2 separate regions of the Homo sapiens genome follow, and region 2 is linked to region 1. Evidence: chromatin contacts called from ENCODE Hi-C or POLR2A ChIA-PET data. All regions are on one chromosome and are shown on one strand. The core of a region is the stretch at or near the end of the contact, and the rest is flanking DNA. Distances in the headings are between cores, read along the strand shown. Region 1 holds the start of SCAP (SREBF chaperone). Region 2 holds the start of NAA80 (N-alpha-acetyltransferase 80, NatH catalytic subunit).

Region 1 (6,667 bases), core at 1,685-4,184:
GAGGCGGAGGTTGCAGTGAGCTGAGATCACGCCATTGCACTCCAGCCTGGGCAAGAAGAGCGAAACTCCATCTCAAAAAAAAAAAAAAAAAAACAGACTGTGGAAGCAGGTACAAGAACAGCATAAAAGGATGGACTCTTTTGTCAGCCAAATCTCAGTTTGCACACAACACACTCCGTCTCAAATTCGCTAGGTGACCCAGGGCCAGTCAAATAACTTTTCTAAAACTCTCCGTAAAGGGGGTGATAACAGTGTTATCTCACCTGGTTATTATGAAAACTAAGTGAGATAAGCTAATATTACAGTACCTAGGACACTGCCTAAACAGCACAAGTGCTCGATATCACCCAGAATTATTACTCTGAGTGGCAAAAGACGACACCTGAACCTTGTTTCTTTAGCCAACTCAGTAAGGTAGCAAGTTCTAACGGAAGGAGCTCAGGTGGCAGAGGTGTGGCAGACCTGGTTTGAAGGATGATCCACCCTTGACAAGCTGGGTGACCTTGTAAGAACCCAGCTTCTCTATGAGGAGTCCTCTCATCTGTTCAACGGGGGTGATGACACAAACTGTATATGAAGTACCTGTCAGAGCCGGTAAAACACTGGCAACCACCAATGGTGAGAGTAAGCAAACAGCACATGAACCTGTCATTCCAGGATCCCTGAGGCACATTCACATGCATGGCTAGATTCTGAGAGAGAAAACATCCCTAAAGTCTACCACCAAATGTTAATATACATACCTGCAGTGAAGCCCACAGGCACACTTTTTCTTTCCTTTTTTAGTTTATTTAATTCCTGAATCGCATATGCCTCCATTTTTCTAGTAATAAACTTGTAGTAAACTTTTTACCCACCTAATGACAGTGACTGAGGGAACGGGGGAAGGGCCCCAAACCAGTGATTATAAAGTCCACGGAGATCTCTAGAGAGGGGGCGTTTTTGCCGCAACAGCAAAAGAAAAGAGAGAGCATTCAAGCCAGGCGCGGTGGCTCACGCCTGTAATCCCAGCACTTTGGGAGGCCGAAGCGGACGGATCATGAGGTCAGGAGATAGAGACGATCCTGGCTAACACGGTGAAACCCCGTCTCTACTAAAAATACAAAAAAGTAGCCGGGCATGGTGGCGGGCGCCTGTAGTCCCAGCTACTTGGGAGGCTGAGGCAGGAGAATCGCTTGAACCCGGCAGGCGGAGGGTGCAGTGAGCCGAGATGGCGCCACTGCACTCCAGCCTGGGCGACAGAGCGAGACTCCATCTCAAAAAAAAAAAGAAAGAAAGAAAAGAGAGAGCATTCAAACATCAGATCAGTTCATAATAAATTTAAAAAGCCTAATTCTTTCCATTTCAATTTATGACCAAAAGAATAAATATGGAAATATATTTATACAGTGTTAAATATATTTATATAGTGTTTTTTACATCATGTGCTCAGTGGGAATACTGCAAATGTGTAAAACACCTAAAATGTAAACTATATTAACACACATTTTAAAAGATACAGGTCTTGGCCGGGCACGGTGGTTCACGCCTGTAATACCAACACTTTGGGAGGCCAAGGCTTGTATAATGCTTGAGCCCAGGAGTTAAAGACCAGCCTGGGCAACACAGCAAGACCCCCATCTCTACAAAAAAATACAAAAATTAGCCGGGCGTGGTGGCACACACCTGCTGTCCCAGCTACTGGGGAGGCTGAGGTGGGAGGATCACCTGAGCCCAGGAAATCAAGGCTGCAGTGAGCCGAGATCGCGCCACTGCACTCCAGCCTGGGAGACAGAGTGAGACCCTGTCTCCAAACAAACAAACAAAAAACAAGTCTTTAGGCATCACTGAGGAACACCTAAAATGGATACAGCACTAACTAGACACCCTCGACCCTGACTCCCTAATAAAAGCGTCAGTCTTTTGCTCAATATCCTGACCTGACAGCAAACCAATAAAGACACGGCATAACCAAACTCCACAAATTTTTGGCCAAATAAAAGAAACACACGCAACGCTAACATTAAACCTTTTCTATGGCCGCTTCACGATAAGTATTACAAAATCCCCAGAAAGAGTTTATTCACCTAGCTCCGACTGTCGCCATACAAGGTGGAGCAGTGAGTGACCCGAACCAGGGGCTGACCCCTGCCAGAGCCCCCACAGCGACTCACTGCCCCCCCCTCCGCATTCCCATCTGCACAACTTTCTGTGATTCAAACAGTCCGGAGCCAGGGCTCCCTGCAACTAACGCTATCGTGACATTATAAGCCGGTTAAATACTGAGGTCATAAACCCACTCAGAAGTAAACAGAAGCAACATTAGTGAGCAAAGTTGAGGTTTAAGCAATACGGAAAACTAGAAACCAAGCAAAACCAGCAAAGCAACTAGCGTTGTCTCTCAATAAGATCTTCCAAAAGAGGCAAAGTGGAGAACCTGCTCTCCCCCGCACTCCGGAAAACCCAAACAGCACCAAAGCAGGTTCTACAACAGCTTCCCGGAGCAACTAGGCCAGGGGATGCGACGCCGCGCATCTCCCCCCGTCACACCAGGGGCCCGCGGAGGTCTGGTGGGGACGCGGAGCTCCAGGGGCCGGCCGGTGCAGGGACACGGCCGGGTTGGGGGTGGGGACGCGCGGCCCTGCCTCCTTGCCGGCCTGCGGTCTCCAGGGCCGGCCCGCACGGCTGCTGGACAGCGCCATGCCCACGCACCCCCGAACCTAGCGGCCCCCATTCCGGAACTCCCAGCTCCACGCGGCTGGGGTCGAGCTGGGGCCCGCGGGCAGGCGCCCTGAGCACCCGCGTGACGGTACCTGTGGTGGCAGCACCTCCCAAGCTGCGGCGGCGGCGGCGGCGGCGACGGGGGCGGCAGCAGGGGCGGAGCGCGGCGTGCGCGCTCTCGGCCCGCAGTCCGGTGCGTGGCGCCCTCCCTCTCTCTCCTGGCCGCCGGGTGCCCGCCCCTTCACCTCTCACCTCCTACCTTTACCCTCCCGCCCCGCCGCCCTCCGCACGTGCGCCCAGCGGCGTGCGCATGCGTAGTCGAACCACATTCGCGTCTCCCGTTCGCCCTCTGGTGGACACCGGAGGGAAGTATGGACGGCCGGGCCGGGCCGGGCCGGGCGGAGCGTGAAGCCGGGTTAGGGCCCGCCGGGTTTGGGCCCACCGGCTCTCATCGGTCATCAAGAACTTGCAGAAAGCCGGGCACGGTGGCTCGCGGTTGTAATCCCAACACTGTGGGAGTCCAAGGCGCGAAGATCGCTTGAGCCGAGGAGTTAGAGACCAACTTGGGCAACGTAGGAGACCTCCGTCTCCACAAGTAAAATTAATTAGCCGGCTGTGGTGGCGCGCACCTGTGGTCCCAGCTACTCAGGAGGCTGAGGTAGGAGGATCACCTGAGCCCGGGAGGTCGAGGCCACAGTGAGACAAAAAACAAAAAACCCACCCTGCACAAGATGCTCATGTTCCCTGTTTTATAATGGCAAAAAATTAGAAGCAGCTGGGCCGAGATACACTGCAAATGCAGATGAGAAGAATAAATAATGTCCATAAAACTAGTTTCCCTATAGACATTTAAAAGCATAAGTTGACATTTAACCATTTTCCACAGGGAACAGGTATTTGTTATAATAGCAACAGCTACGTTCACTGTTTACTAGGTGTCAGTTGCGGAGCTGGTATTGTACATGTCCTCGCATTTGGCCCTCCTGAAAATCCGAGGTAGGTCTTGTTACAGGGCCTCACAGAAGGGGAAGGGGAGGCTGCCTCCCCTCGAGGGAAACACAGGTCCCCACCTGCCCAGCTCTGGCCCAACTAGAGACGCTGCCCGGACCACTCTGGGGGGACTTTGATCATGCTACTGCATGCCCTTGCTGTACCCAGGTCTTGTGTCAGAGGTAAGCCTCCCCTCAGCCCCTGCCTACTGCCCGAGACACCCGCACCCACCCCAGGGCTACCTGGATAAGGCAGGCCCTGTACCTGCCCTCAAAGGCACCAGCAAACTTCTCTGGGAGTTCCAGAAAGTGCAGATCTAGTCACCAATGCAAGGCAGAAATTAGAGGTGGCCCTTCTGACCGCACCAGCCCCCGACCCACTACACATTCTTCAGATACCTCCTCCTAAAACCCAGTTCCCACCGGACTCTGGCCTCCCTCCTTGCCCACCACACTATTGTCACAATGAAAGTAACAATGGGGACAGTGGGCCTTGGCCCAAAGTGACTTTCAGGGTTATGACATTTTCAGCATTGTCTTTTGGCTTAATATGGGAATTTTGATCCTATAAAGAAAGTATTCGCTGGGCGCGGTGGCTCACGCCTGTAATCCCAGCACTTTGGGAGGCCAACACGGGCAGATCATGAGGTCAGGAGATCGAAACCATCCTGGCTAACACGGTGGAACCCCATCTCTACTAAAAATACAAAACAAACAAAAAAAAAATTAGCCGGGCGTGGTGGCAGGTGCCTGTAGTCCCAGCTACTCGGGAGGCTGAAGCAGGAGAATGGCATGAACCCGGGGGGCAGAGCTTGCAGTGAGCCGAGATCATGCCACTGCACTCCAGCTTGGGCGACAGAGCGAGACTCCGTCTCAAAAAAAAAAAGAAAAAAAAAAAGAAAGAAAGAATTTTTTAGGTTATTTTTATTTTTACATTTGAGGTCTCACTCCTTTACCCAGGCTGGAGTGCAGTGGTGTGGTCATAGCTCACTGCAGCCTCAACCTCCTGGGCTCAAGTGATCCTCCCAAGAAGGTAGGACTACAGATGAGCGCCACCATGCCATTTTTGTTTTTGTTATTTTTATCAAGATGGGGTCTTTTGCTGTGTTGCCCAGGCTGGTCTCAAACTCCTGGGCTCAAGCAGCCTTCCCATGTTGGCCTCCCAAACTGCTAGGATTACAGGCATGAGCCACCGTGCCCATCCTGTTTGTTGTATTAAATGAGAGAGAAGCAACAATAGAGAGCATTCAGGGGAACTTACCTACACCCCTTACCTATCCTGACATCACTCTCTCCAGGTCTGATCCCTTGAAATACCATCATTTGTCCCCTCAGAAACCTTGGGCATGAAGGAGTCCTCCTGAGCCCTGGGCCCACTGTACCAAAGTCTTCTCTCCAGAGAGGGTCAGGAGCCTGTCTTTTAACCACCTCCATGGCAGGACTTAGCCAGACTGCCTTGGGAACTGCTGTCATTCTCCTCACTCACCACCTCTTCCCACCCAACCACTCCATCAAAGCTGTGTTTGCAGAGGACTGACCCTCAGTGAAGTCTGGACACTCCCCCACAAAAAATAAGAGGCTCCAAAACTGACAAGCACCTAGCTAAGTACCTTTGTGCCTTGAAGCATGGCAAACAATCCTCCACTGCCCTAAGAGAACCCACTGAGAATCCTGTGGAGCCTCTGGGGAAGCTGGGGTTTATGGGGCCCTGGTAAATCTGCTACAGAATGCCCCCCATGGAATATAATGAAGTGGACATGATTTTTGGGCTTCTCCCACAACATTTTTTTTTTTTGAGACACAGTCTCATTCTGTTGTCCAGGCTGGAGTGCAGTGGTGAGGTGTTGGCTCACAGCAACCTCCCCCTCCCAGGTTCAAGTGATTCTCCCACCTCAGCCTCCTGAGTAGCTGGGATTATAGGTGTGCGCCACCATGCCTGGCTAATTTTTTTTTGCATTTTTAGTAGAGACAGAGTTTCGCCATGTTGGCCAGGCTGTCTCAAACTCCTGATCTCAGGTGGGATCCACCCGCCTCAGCCTCTCAAAGTGCTGGGATTACGGGCGTGAGCCACCTCACCTGGCCCTTTTTTTTTTTTTTTTGAGACCAAGTCTCTGTCACCCAGGCTGGAGCACAGTGGCACAATCTTGGCTCACTGCAACCTCCACCTCTCAGGTTCCAGCGATTCCCGTGCCTCAACCTCTTGAGTAGCTGGGACTACAGGCTTGCGCCATCGCGCCAGGTTTATTTTTGTATTTTTAGTAGAGACGAGGTTTTTGCCATGTTGCCCAGGCTGGTCTCGAACTCCTGGGCCCAATCGATCCACCCGCTGTAATCCCGGGATTACAGGTATGACCCACCATGCCCAGCCTCCTACAACATTTAATATGAAAACATAACAGAAAAGTTGAAAGAACCATAGAGTGAACACTCATATACCCTAGATTCAACTATTAATGTTTTGCTTAGTATCTCATGTCTATCTAAAAAAATCTATCCTTTTATTCATCTATCTGTAATTGCCCAAGGGTTCTTCTTGCCCACTGCGCAGACAAAATCAATTCACTGAGGCCTTGGCATTGCAGTAAAGAGTTTCACTGACGCAAGGCTGGCGATGCACAAGGCCACGCAGAAGATGGAGCTGTTACTCAAATCAGTCTCCCCAAAGGCTTAGAGGTCAGGGTTTTTCAAGGATAGTTTGGTAGGCAGGGTGCTAGGGAATGGGAAATGTTGATTGGTTGGGGATGCAATCATAGGAGGAGTCCTCAAGCGCTGAGTCAGCCTCTGGGTGGAGTCAGCAGAAATGCAAAAGTCTGAAAAGAAACACCTCAAGGCCGGGCGCGGTGGCTCACGCCTGTAATCCCAGCACTTTGGGAGGCTGAGGCAGGTGGATCACGAGATCAGGAGATCGAGACCTTCCTAGCTAACACGGTGAAACCCCGCCTCTACTAAATATACAAAAAATTAGCCGGGTGTGGTGG
Region 2 (6,665 bases), core at 2,389-4,888, 2.8 Mb after region 1:
GCCTTTTAAAGCAGCCACACCGCAAGCTGGCTATGATGCCCCGGGCATCGAGTGGCAGGTGCACACCAAAGCGGGCTTTACAGTGAGCTGAGGGTACATTCCCTCCCATGTTCCGTCTTTGTCAATACACCACTGTGTCCTCCCACAACTGTCACAAGTCCCCTTCTTTCCTCTGCCCACCTTGTTCCCTCTTCCAAGAACAGTCAGCTCCCACCTCCTCACCTGCCTGGTTTAATTCCTACCTAGCACTCAGGTCTCTGCTGTGACATCACTGCCCTGGGAGGTCTCCTGGATCCCCAGGTGGAGTGAAGTCACTTGGGTTCCCAAAGCCTCTGTACCTCCCCTGTGCCACATGGATCCTGCTACTGTATGCCTGTTTGTCTAGTTACCCATTGCCTATGTCCCGTCCAGGGCTTGACACACAGTAGGTGCTCAGTGAATGGTAATGAGTGAATGGGGAAGAAAACAGCCACCCTGTCTCCTGAGCCAGGTGGGGGGTAAAGGCAAAGGACAGGCATCCTCCCATCAATGGCCTCAGGGCCAAGGTGGATCTGGAGACTTCTGCAGGGATAAGGGACCTGCAGAAGAGGTGAGAGGTGAGGGTAGGGGGATCAACAAATAAACTGTCACAGCCATACCCAAGAGAGCCTTTATTCAGCCACACTGACGGCTCTGAGCCAGAGCCACCTCCTGGCCCCACTGGTACCCAGGAAACATGCCCAGGTTAAAGCTGCCCCCCAGGGGCTAGGGGCTGAGGTATGGTCAGTGGGCTGAGGCTTGTAGACTGTCGGGGCAGTCTATTGAACCAGAAAGACAGTTCCTTGCCCTGGATGGCCTCAGATGTCTTTTTCCATCCAGAATATGGGGCGCCCCCTCACATTTTGATATTGTGTCTCCAGCAGGCTTTTTGAAGGGGGCCCTGATGGAACTGGGGGTGAGATGGTCAGGCACTCAGGTAGGGGAGGGGGTGGTGGCAATGGAGGTCCCTTGGGACCCCTTGGGGCAGCTTGGGCAGTCAGGTTTGGGGCCTTCCTGGGTGGCCGGGGAGAGGGGGCTGTGGGGAAGGCATTAAGCAGGGTGGCAGGCAGCCGTCTGCTGGTGAAGACCAGGCCCTGCACAGGCTCACCCAGCTGGTAGCCCAGGTGGGTATAGAAGTGCACCTGGTCATGGGTGGTGAGATGCAGCTTGCGGAAGCCCCGGGCCCGAGCAAAGACCTCCAGGCCCTCCATGAGGCGGCGGCCAAAGCCACGGCCCCTCAGGGCCCGGGCCACCACCACTGTCTCCACTAAGAGGCTCTGGGGCTGGTTCAGCACCCGTGACAGGCGGGCATGGCCCACCACAACGGGTGCTGCTTCAAGTGTGGGGTGGGGGCTTAGCAGCATCAGGCAGAGGGGGAAGGCATCTGAGGACTGGCCCAGGGAGTGCAGGCGGGAGGTGCGGCTGCGGGGCCACTGATCATTGATGAGGTCAGCACAAGCATCCAGGAGCTCGGGTCGGCGGTGCACAGGCTCCAGGGTCAACTCAGCCAGGCTAGGAGCTGGGGTCTCCTCTGGCTGGTGTTCAGGATCCAGGGTAAGCTCAGTTGGACCAGGATTGAAGGTCATCTCTGGTTGGCATGTGGAATCCAGGGGCAGCTTTGGCTGGCACGCAGGATCCAGAGTCAGCTCAGCTGGGCTGGTACTCAGGATCAGCTCCATCCGGTGTGTAGGGTCTAGTGTAGGGGTCAGCTTGGCTGGGCCAGGGCTCAGAGTCAGCTCTTGCCTATGCACAGGATCCAGGTTCAGCTGAGTCAGGCTGGGAGCCAAGGTCACCTGCTGCTAGGTTGCAGGTGGCTCAGTGCCAGGCTGGAGGTTAAGACCCCAGTCTCCAGGCAGTAGCATCTCTTCAGACCACAGTGGCTCTCCTCCTGTAGATAACAGCCATGCTGGGCTGTGCCAGGAGGGAGGGTGGGGTTGGAGCAGGGAAGGGCTGACAGAGTGCAGGGGGGACCATGCATACTGGAACTGGGGAGTGGTGGGCTGCACTTTGTCCCACACTCACCTGATAGCACAGGTGACCTGGAAGAGACCCATCCCCTATAGAGCAGGGCAGATAGATCCAGGTGTCTACCCCACATTGGAGGGAGGCTGGGAGTGATGGATGAGCTGCTTAAGGCTGGGGCAGAACCTAGGAGTCCTGGCCCCAGCCTGCTCTGGCTACAAATTTGTCCTCCTCAGGACCTCCCCTCACAGGGGGTCTGTAACCACCAGGTCTATAAAACAGCCGACCCAATCTACTTGCTGGCCTTCTGTCTTCCAGTAGTCCTCCTAGTCCACCACTAGGGCATGGGATAGAAGATGCAAAGCAGACACTATACCCCCTGCTCAAACCTACCCAAGGTTCCCTCCATAGGAAAAACTGCCCGGGAGTCTTCCTGTCCCTTTCTTCTCCCTATGTTCCGAGTCTCCTCCAGCTCCCAGCCTTTTCAACTACCTGGGCTATGCCCACTGCCTTAGTGGATCCTGGGGCCCCACTCATGCACCCATCAGGCTGAGCTTTGGCCTGTCTTGACTGCCTTCCCCACCTGGAGCCCATGGCCCCCTTCCCAACTCTGCCCATCTCAGGACACTTTGGATATAGACCCAACTGTCTCCTCAGATGGGGCCCCAGCAGCACCAGCACTGGGCCTGGCCCACAGTCACACAGCAGTATTGCCTCTGCAGGCTTGGTTCCCCACTGGCTTGAGTTTCGCAGGCACCCTAGATAAGGACCACAGCTTCCTTCCTATATCCACAGGGTGTCCAACGGTCACCAGGTTGGGGGCCCAGACCTCCTGTGCCCAAACCCTACTGTTTTCCCATCTTAACCAAGGTCCTGCCGTCCGGCAGGTCTATGCTGGGGGTTTTCTAGTCGTGGGCGGGCAGCTGAGCCCCCTCCTTCTACTCACCTGCTCCAGAGGGGGCCTCCTGGCTCCCCTTACCTCTCCTGAGCTTGAGGCCAATTAAACACTGGTCAGTAACAGGCACCCCCCTCCCCTCACCTCCCACACCATTCACAGGGCTGTAAGCCCCTCACCTGCATCAGCCACCTCTGCAGCAGCCGCACCCTTTGGTCTAGAGGGAGGAAGCCCCAGGATCCGCCCCTAGGGCTGAGCCCGGGGCTTCCCCGCGGCCTTAACCCCTTCAGTGCCGACCCCACCCACTGTGGGCGGGGCTCCGGGGTCCTCAGAGAGTGGCTTCTCCGTCTCTCCCGGGCCTCGGTTTCCCCCTCCCTCCTAGTGGGTCACAGGCTGTGGAGCTTTTGGGAATGAGGACTTCGAGAGCTCGACTCTGTGGGCAGGTGTGGCTCGGCATGGTCTGGAAACGAACGACTGACGCGGGGAGGGCGTGCAGGGTGGCATGGCCACTTGGGGACCGCACGCGCGGGGTGGACCTACAGGCAGCAAATGGGAAGGGTGCGGTACTGACATGTTGATGCTGGCCTCTGGGATGTTCCGCGTCCTAGCTCCGCACAGCTGGGTATCTCACTCAGTCGCCACCTCGGACTCCTCGGTCCGACAACGTTGGCCCCCAGCGGTGCGGCGGATGTTCTGCAGCCGTCGCGTCCTGCGGCACGCCACGGCGTTCTAAGGCCTCCCAGCACCCGCGCGTCGCCGCTTAGAACCCGCCCCTGGTTTGCGCGTCACAACACCCGCCAGGCGCCGACTCAGTCTCTACCCTGGCTCCGCCCCTGCTGAGCCCCACCCCATCTCCATTTGAGTCCGCCTCCTCCCCACCCGGCCCCATACAGGCCCCTCCTCCTTCTCCTTGCGTCACAGCTTAGGTCCCGCCTCGATTTGGCTTCTTCCAGGCCCTGCCCCAGCCCAGCACGTCACTTCAGCCAGGCGCAGGCCCCGCCTCCAGCTGGCTCTGCCTCCGCCAGCCCCGCCCCAGGCTCTGACAAGTCTAGCTTCGGTTCCCGCCGGCCTCCTGCCCCAGGACAGCTTGGAAACGGTCCGATCAGGTGGGGCTTCCTCTTGAAATTTGGGCCCCACCCTGGGAAGCAGCCGCCCTTAGACTGACGTCAGATCTGGTGAGAGTGACAAGCCTTTCCTGTGCCCTTTGGATACCGGGGCCTGGACATTTTAGGCGCTCAGTAAACAGCTAAGTAAATCATGACTGCTTTATTTGCTGGACTGGTGCCTCTCAGCAGATTCAGGGGTCGTGCAGGGCTGGTTACCACAAACTCAGTAGGAGTGCAAGGGCTGTACCCCCGGAGCTAGACAGCCTGGGTTTGAATCTCAACTTCTCCCTTTTCTTGCTGTGCAACCTTGGGCAACGTGCTTACTCTCAATGTGAGTGACTCAGTTTCCTCATAGCCTCATTGTGAGGAATGAATAAGTCCACATAAAACGCTTAGCACGGGGATTGGCAAAGAGTAGGCACTCAGTGAATGTCAGCCTTTGTGATTGCTGCAGTTCAAAGACTGGCTCAGTGTCTCTGGAGGAATTGTCTATGACCTTGCCAAGTAGATGCATATGGACATGGAATGAATGGTGTCTGCTGTGGTTCTAACTCCTTATGCCACTATTCCAGTCTGTAAGTATGCATGTGTGTGCAGGGAATATGCCTGTGACAGTGGCTGAGTGTACTCTTTACTGTGACCATGACTTGTATGACTGTGCATGTATTTGAGGAAGCCCTGGCCAGACCCAGAGTGCATTAGGTTCTCAATATGTGCAACTCAGTGTGTGGCCAATCACCACATGCTCTTCCGCTCACACCACGGTGCCTGCCAGCCAGGGTAGCATCGACATTTGAACTCCACAGCCATCTGTGCCTGATCTTCAAGTGAGAGGGCACCCCGCAGGCTCAGGGGCCCACCACCAGGCGTGAGCTGGATGGAGAAACTGGCAGGGTTAAGGAGGAGGAGGGCTTTGGGGTGGCTGGTGCGGCGGACACAGCGGCCATGGCCGGAGCACAGGGCTTGACTGCAGAGAAGGGCCCCACTGGTCACGTTCAGGATGAAGGGCCCCAGTGTAGTGTCCATATACTCCTTGATGGCCTGACATGATTCCTAGGTGGGAAGGGAGGATAGCGTCAGGGACACCATGGCCATGTATGGACCCACCCAGGGCACTGAGGCACTCACCTGCTGGTCAGCCAGGACTTTGCAGGTAGAAAGGGTAAGTCAGGGTCTACCCCGTCAGCTTAATGGCCCCACCCCTCCCCCACCCCCACCCTCATGCCAGGCCTAAGCTCACCTTGGTTCTTGTATTTTCCCAGCTCACCCAGAGCACCACTCCAGCTGCCCCCTGGGCCGCACTCTCCCCCAGGCTGTGCTCCAGCTCATCCTGGGAAGGAGACAGCACAGCTCTGTGGGGCCTCCTTCCCACCATGTGGCAGACTGCTGGAACACCATTAGATGGGACAAATAATTCATAACCTTCACCTGGGGCTGCTCTGGCCATGGGACCAGAGGCAAACTGCTTCCTCCTCTAGCCTATGAATTCCATGCAGACAGGGACTACATCATTCCAATAAATGTTGAATTGCCTGTGCCTGGCACAGAACTTGGCACCAAGTGCACACTCAATGGATGTGCCCATGCGCCAGGCGCGGTGGCTCATACCTGTAATCCCAGCACTTTGGGAGGCTGAGGTGGGAGGATCACCTGAAGTCAGGAGTTCGAGACCAGCCTGGCCAACATGGTGAAACCCCATTTCTACTAAAAATACAAAAATTAGCCAGACATGTTGATGGCATGCCTGTAATCCCAACTACTTGGGAGGCTGAGGCAGGAGAATCACTTGAATCCGGAAGGTGGAGGGTGCAGGAGCTGAGATCTTGCCCCTGCACTCCAGCCTGGGTGACAGAGCAAGACTCCGTCTCAAAAAAAAAAAAAAAAAAAGGATGAATGAATGGATGAAAATGTCCCAAGGTTGGGGGCCGGGCGCGGTGGCTCACGCCTGTAATCCCAGCACTTTGGGAGGCCGAGGCGGATGGATCACGAGGTCAGGAGATTGAGACCATCCTGGCTAACACAGTGAAACCCTGACTCTACTAAAAAATACAAAAAATTAGCTGGGTGTGGTGGCGGGCGCCTGTATCCCAGCTACTCGGAGGCTGAGGCAGGAGAATGGCATGAACCCGGGAGGCAGAGCTTGCAGTGAGCCAAGATCGTGCCACTGCACTCCAGCCTGGGTGACAGAGTGAGACTCTGTCTCAAAAAAAAAAAAACGAAGAAAATGTCCCAAAGCTAAAGTACCCCAAGGCTGGACCTAATATCTGACAAGGCAGGTTGACAAGGTGGGCAGGTTACAGAAGACTCACCAGGGGCAGAAAGTGGTTTGTCGTGTCATAGAAGATCTGGACATAGGGCAGCACCGGCAGATTGGGGTCACCAGCAGCCACAGCCACACGGAATGCCTCGGCCACACGGTGTTGCACATACATCTGTGACTTCCCTGTGCCCTCCAGCACTGCGGGCATGTAGATGCTGGGATAGAGGGCACGGCTCTGGCCCCACAGCCACCCTAGCTGGTCATTTTGGGCACGGATGCCTGATGGGCACTGGCCGGTGTAGTTGGGGCTTAGAAAGTCATAGTTGTAGCAGTCAGGGAAGCCATAGAAGCCCCAGAGGCCGCGAGGACGCAGTGCCCGCCCCAGCTGGAGGGTGCCTGCCATCCAGGCCCGTGCAGCTCCCTG

Evidence for each region. Hi-C counts contacts between places; a loop is a spot of excess contacts on that map. ChIA-PET counts read pairs that join two places held with the same protein, here RNA polymerase II (POLR2A). Pooled maps may share reads with other maps.
Region 2: a map of B cell shows a loop between it and region 1 (9-fold over the local background). The contact joins the promoter of NAA80 here to the promoter of SCAP in region 1. A Hi-C loop is called at or near these places in 1 of 168 maps with a recorded cell type or tissue (B cell) and 4 of 50 pooled maps. POLR2A ChIA-PET finds 5 or more read pairs at or near these places in 1 of 52 experiments (activated B cell).

What each region holds. Positions count from the first base shown.
Region 1 is chr3:47,473,007-47,479,673 of GRCh38, forward strand. SCAP (SREBF chaperone) reads right to left here and starts at 2,935. Exons shown (of 23, transcript NM_012235.4): 1 at 2,793-2,935. LOC105377073 (a long non-coding RNA gene) reads left to right here and starts at 2,939. Exons shown (of 3, transcript XR_940821.3): 1 at 2,939-3,358; 2 at 3,636-3,696. RefSeq lists a silencer at 2,483-3,022.
Region 2 is chr3:50,295,767-50,302,431 of GRCh38, forward strand. It overlaps NAA80 (N-alpha-acetyltransferase 80, NatH catalytic subunit), which reads right to left and starts at 3,639. Exons shown (of 2, transcript NM_001200016.2): 1 at 3,447-3,639; 2 at 636-1,906. The coding sequence starts at 1,697. The coding sequence ends at 837. It overlaps HYAL3 (hyaluronidase 3), which reads right to left and starts at 3,639. Exons shown (of 4, transcript NM_003549.4): 1 at 3,447-3,639. HYAL1 (hyaluronidase 1) reads right to left here. Exons shown (of 4, transcript NM_033159.4): 2 at 6,291-6,665; 3 at 5,222-5,311; 4 at 4,127-5,034. The coding sequence ends at 4,717. RefSeq lists an enhancer at 3,233-3,372.